2 separate regions of the Homo sapiens genome follow, and region 1 is linked to region 2. A link is a contact called in ENCODE POLR2A ChIA-PET data. All regions are on one chromosome and are shown on one strand. Each heading gives the region's core, a stretch centred on a gene start or an enhancer-like site at or near the end of the contact. The rest is flanking DNA. Distances are from core to core; before and after follow the strand shown. Region 1 holds the start of ARHGAP35 (Rho GTPase activating protein 35). Region 2 holds the start of SWSAP1 (SWIM-type zinc finger 7 associated protein 1).

Evidence for each region. ChIA-PET counts read pairs that join two places held with the same protein, here RNA polymerase II (POLR2A).
Region 1: POLR2A ChIA-PET joins it to region 2 with 10 read pairs in activated CD4-positive, alpha-beta T cell. The contact joins the promoter of ARHGAP35 here to the promoter of SWSAP1 in region 2. POLR2A ChIA-PET finds 5 or more read pairs at or near these places in 2 of 52 experiments (WTC11 and activated CD4-positive, alpha-beta T cell).

Annotation. Positions count from the first base shown.
Region 1 is chr19:46,859,662-46,862,361 of GRCh38, reverse strand. It overlaps ARHGAP35 (Rho GTPase activating protein 35), which reads right to left and starts at 1,365. Exons shown (of 7, transcript NM_004491.5): 1 at 1,153-1,365. It overlaps LOC124904791 (translation initiation factor IF-2-like), which reads left to right. Exons shown (of 4, transcript XM_047439803.1): 3 at 1,042-1,305; 4 at 1,466-2,700. The coding sequence ends at 2,137. RefSeq lists a silencer at 1,057-1,596.
Region 2 is chr19:11,373,393-11,376,092 of GRCh38, reverse strand. SWSAP1 (SWIM-type zinc finger 7 associated protein 1) reads right to left here and starts at 1,427. Exons shown (of 2, transcript NM_175871.4): 1 at 1,164-1,427; 2 at 1-580. The coding sequence starts at 1,412. The coding sequence ends at 77. RefSeq lists enhancers at 698-747, 768-847, 1,078-1,127, 1,348-1,417 and a silencer at 1,518-1,597.

The DNA.
Region 1 (2,700 bases), core at 116-2,615, about 35 Mb before region 2:
ATGAATGCAGTAGCTCAGAGGAGTGCCAAAAAGGAGGTGGGGAAGAGAGGAAACCTCCAAGAGAACACGGGCTGAAACTGAAGGCAGTCTGAGTTAGGGATACATCATTTAAGTGAATAGCAGAAATGGGAGACCTGCAGAGTCAGAGAAGGGGGAGGAGGCTGCTTCCCGGGAAGGCAGAGTCAGAAGCAAGCAGGTGAGGGGAGCGCAGCAAGATCTGAGGTCGGGCAAGGGGCAGAGCTGAGAGGCAGAAAGGTCTGGAAGAGAGGAAAGGGTCTGAATGGTAAACGGGAACAAGAGCTGAGAAGGGGAACAGGCAAGCACGGTGCAGCCAAGTCCGAGGGGATCAGGGGAATGAGCTGGGGCACGGAAGGGTCAGAAAGCCAGCCGAGGGGCATCCCGGGGTGCAGCAGGCTCTGCGAGAGGGCAGACAAGAAATGCGGGTAGTAGGGCCCACGAGGGAACGGGATTCAGTCCAAGGGGAAGACCTGGGGCAGCAGTGCCTGGCCGAACAGGGGTCTCAGATGGATCTCCAAAGGGTTGGAACCGCAGGTCCTAAAGGGACAGCTCCCAGGGTGCAACAGATTCTGAGACAGGAATAATAGCACAGAAGGTAGGTCAAAGAAGGGGCCGAGGACAGATCTGAAGGGTGGTGAGAGCAGAATCGAGAAGAGGGAGAAGCGTCACGGATCTCAAAAGTGGGAGCCACAATTAAGAGATGCAGAATGGTCAATGAGGAGAAGATGGGTCCCAGGAGCACTGCAGAGCCCGGGAGGAGCGAAGGGCATTATGGAGGGGTGGAAGGGGGAAGGGGGGCGCAGAATTGGGAACCGGTTGGCTGAAGTCGGGTAGGCTCCGAGGCAGACACCGAGATCCCAACGGGTCGGGGATGGGGGCGGCGGCGGGGACAGCAGGGCTGGGGCGGGCAGGGGCAGGTCCAAAGGGCAGGAGGGCCCCACGGGCCGGGCCGACGCGCGAAGCGACGGGGACGGCGGGGCCCGGGGGGCTGGGGGGGGGGCCGCTCCTCCCCTCCCCCTCCAGCTCCTCCATTGTTCGCGGGCTCCGGGCCCCGCCGTCCCCGCCTCCCCCTGGACCCCGCAGCGGGGCGGCGCCCGGCCTCGCCGCCCGGGGCCCGTGAGCTCGCGCACTCACCAGCTGGGCGCCCTCAGCGCGGCCCCGGCCTCCAAAATCCCGGCAGCAACGACGGGGGCCCCGGCGCCATGTTCCCCTGCTCCTAGTCCAGCGGCGGCTGAGGCGGCGGCGGCGGCTCCGGCGGCGGGGGGCCGGGCGGACCCTCCCTCGCGGGTTCCCTCCTCCGCCTCCTCCACCTCCTCCTGCCGCCGCGCCGCGGCTCTCCCTCGGGGCGGGGGGCGGGGAGGGGAAGGGGGGAGGGGCGGCAACCAGGGGGAGGGCGGACCAGCCTCGCTCACTCCCTCCCTCCCTCCCTCCCTCGCAATGGCGGCAGCGGCGGCACCTCCTTCCTGCGACGGCCGCTCCCGCGCGCGCGCCCCCTCGCTACTGCGCGTGCGCGGCGCGTGGACCGTTGCAGGGGTATAACGGCCCCTGGGCGCGCGCCGCGAAGGGACAACCAGCGAGGCAGTGGGAAGAGGTCAGAGCGCGTGCGCACCCGAGGGGCTTACTGCCACAGCCGCTGCCTGAGGTTAGGAACGGCCGCGGACGGTGCAGTGCGCGTGCGCCCCCGAAAATGCCGCTATTGCGGCGGCCGCCGTCGCGACTGAGCGCGAGGCGACTTGCAAACGAGCAGAGGGAGCGGGATGGGCGAGCGCGCGTGCGCGGGGGGCTGCCAGCCGGCGCAGCTGCTGGCGCAGGGCGGAGGGAGTGGTCCGCAGGAGCTGCGCGCGCGTCTCAAGCAGCCGATCTACTGCCTCGCGCTGGCTCCTGGAGAAAGCCGAAGGAGAGAGGCATGGCCCGGTTTTGGGGGTGGGGGGCGAAGGGCGCGATCCCGCTCGCGCGGGACCTGACCAGCCAATGGGAAGCAATGGGAGGTGGGTTTGCCGCGCGAGCCGCAGCCGCCGGGATAACGGAGGAGGCCAGAAGGAGCGACGTAACGTGGGGCGGTGGGGCGGGGCTGAGAAGGAGGGAGCGCACCAGAGAGGGAGTTGATTGGAGGATATGAGGAGGCGTGGCCCGCCTCAGCCCAATCCGAGCCCCGCAATTCGTCGTCCCGGAAGAAGAGGCGGGGCTGGAGAGCGCGTGCTCTTTCTCCTGGCTGTGAAGAAAATCTGCAGCCAACGCGCGCGTCCATGCAACTTGTTTTTGGTTCTGTGAACGACTGATCCCCAGGAGAGGGAAGACGGCCTGGTCCTGTGTGCAGCCCAAGCCTGTCACTTAGCATTGTGCAAATGGCTACAAATCGAATGTCAATTAGGGCGCCTGAAGGGAAAAGAGTAGTGATGGGAGAGGGCACCGCTGTAACCCTTGACTCCTCTGAACTGAGGAGGTGTTCCTCTGGGACTCCTCCGGAAGTACAGATCGTGGAAGATGAGCTTCCCGGGCGCCGAGCCAATATTTGTGGAATGCATGAAGAAAGGCTGTTTCCTATTACATTTGGCATTTCTGCCATCAGTCTCTTCATCTATAAAATGGGATAATAATCGTACCTCTCTCGTAGGGCTGCTGTGAAAATTAAATAGATTATATTTTGCAAAGCTCTTGAAATCATGCATTGCATACATAGTA
Region 2 (2,700 bases), core at 178-2,677:
GATCTGCATATGTCCCTGAGGTAAGTATTCCAGCCATGGGAAACTGAAGCACAGAGAGGTAGTCACCCACCAAAGCTCAGGGCTGGCCTCCAGAGCTTGAACCCTTGCCTGAGCTGGGGTCACCAGCCTGGGTGGGCCACGGAGCGATCATCATTTCTCCATCTGATCGGAAAGTCACCCACCACTCTGTTCTGGGGCCCAGCCCGCCTGGCTCCAGGCAGGCTCGGAGGCCGTGCTCTCCTGGACCTGGTGCATCTGGCTGCAGCCAGCACTGGGCAGGAAAATACCGCTGGAGCAGTGCCAGGTGCAGGACGTCCCCACTACCTGCTTCCTCCTGGGTCTGGAGGGCCACCATGAGCCCACAATCCCGGCCAGGCCCAAGCCGGTGGCTGAAGTGGGCAGCTGTGTCTAGAAGTAAGGCAATGAGGTAGGCGGCTTCCTGGGGCTCTGGGTCTTCCGCTAGGTACTCTTCTAGGCCGTCGAGCAGCAGAAGGGAGGGGGCTGGCCCCGGGGCCTCATGGGCAGAGCACAGGAGCCGGAAAAGCTCTCGGGTTGAGGGTGGGTACTGGAAGCGGATCTTCTAGAAGGAGAAACAGAAGGAAAGGGCCGGATTCAGCACAGGAAGCCAGACTCCTTAAAAGTAACCCTGCCTCCTTGCATACTTTCCTTGGTTCCAGGATGAACCAGTTCAGAGCTGTTAAATATTCTTATATTCGCCCGTTTTTCCAGCACTCATCACTGCCGAGTATTAGTTGAGGGCAAGCCATTTTTGCTTGTTTGTTTTTGGCCAAATCTCTAGCGCAATTTTTCCACGGAAAACCCTCCCCCAGCATTCTCGGTCTGACCCCATCCTTGACACTAACAGGAACCAACTCAGGTCCAGAATGGACCCAAGCTTAGCCCCGCCCCTTGATGGGCCGGACTTCAATCTCTGGGCACCGCCTCTTGCTAACACCGCCCATCATTGGATGGGCTCTCACTTCAATCTTAACTAAGCTCCGCGTGGTGCCACTCCTCACTCCGCCTGCCTGACTCCGCCCCATCGTGGCTGCCCTGGCTCGCTCTTCCACCGTCCTCTCCATTGGCTTGTCTACCTGTTACTCAATATCCCGGATCTACTCCACCATTGGCTAGAACGCCTCTGCTCCCACCCCCACGGTTACCTGGAGTCGCATTGGGTCTAGAGTCGTTCCGGTCCCGCGGGGCATGCTTTGAAGAGGCCTTCGTGTCAGGAAGAGGACTGGGCCTTGGCCCTCCCCCGCCGCCTCTAGGGCCGCAGCAAATAGCAGCGCTGTTTTTCCAGATCCTGGTGTACCGAGCAGCAGCAAAGGCGGTCCGGCGGCAGGCATGTTCTCCTCCCCGGACCAGGCCGCACCGCCCCTGGTTAGCACCCGCCTCAGCGTCTCCGCCATTCGCCGCGTAGCTCTGACCAATCGGTGGCTCGTTCCCAGCCTTAGTCCCGCCCAAGCCGTGGCCGCATCGGTACAGTTCACTTAGTTTCTCTATTGGTCTAGGAATCTGTCCATCAAAACTCGATTCCTCAGGTGAATGGGCAAATGGTTAGAACCTATGCGGAGGAATGGGTGCATTCGAGGGAAATAAGACCCTTCCCTGAGGGAGGCTGCTGGGGGAACCAGCACGAATACTATTATTGTCAGCTAATCAGACAAATATAAGGGTTGAAAGTTGGAGGAGTAGACCAGAATGAGTGACATATTATTTAAAGGCTCCTAGCCTCAGTTTGCCCTGCTGTAAAATGGGGCTTATGATATCTCAGAGGAGTATTGTGATCGGCATGTATTTGTGTGTGGTTTTGCTGATGTCATCCAATGACAACTGAGAGTTTTGGAGAGGGGGATGAGCTGTGTGCTTGTCTTTCTGTGCACCTGAGTATGGGCCGGAGTGTGTGTCTGGGGACACAGGCTCGTGGACAAAACATCAACGGCCATCCCCGAAAGTCTGTGAGATGAAGCCTCTCAACTTACTTCCTCACTGGCTAAGGGGTTCTGTGGGGCCGCCTTTGTGGTACGGGGGGAAGGCAGGACCGCAGGACAAAGAAGGAAGCAGGAGAGATAAAGAGACAGGAGCTGGAAGACTGAAGGAGAGATACAGCAGGGACATTGTCTTGTTCACTTCTGTTCTCCAGTACCGAGAATAGCACCTAGCACATTTGTAGGTTCTCAAATACGTGCTCGTTAAGACAATGAAGGAAGGGAGGTGGGATTGATGAGAAACAGGGAGAAAGGGAGGAACAAAGTGAATGATCGTGATCCCTGGCTGGATCTTCTCACCCAGACTTCGCCCCAGAGCTGCCACTCACGCCTGTGTTGCCCTGGCAACCTTGTCTCCTGGTAACTCCAAAGTGGTGCCGTTGCCTGGAGACCCAGGGGCAGGGAGAAAGTGAGATTTCCTGGGCTTTCTCTCTCCCTCTGGGACCAGAAAACAGCTCCACGACATCCCCCAACACACCCACTCACACAGCTGGGCTCACTCACACCCCTCTACACACACACACACACACACACACACACCATGGCATCTCTGAATATATTCTACTTTCAGAATCCCCATCATCCACATGCTCCAACCTTGCCCTATCCTGACACAAAGCATCCCATACAAACTCTGTCCCACATTCATCCCCCACACCCTTTCTCTTGCAAAACACGCAACTATGACATTGCCACTACACACACAGAC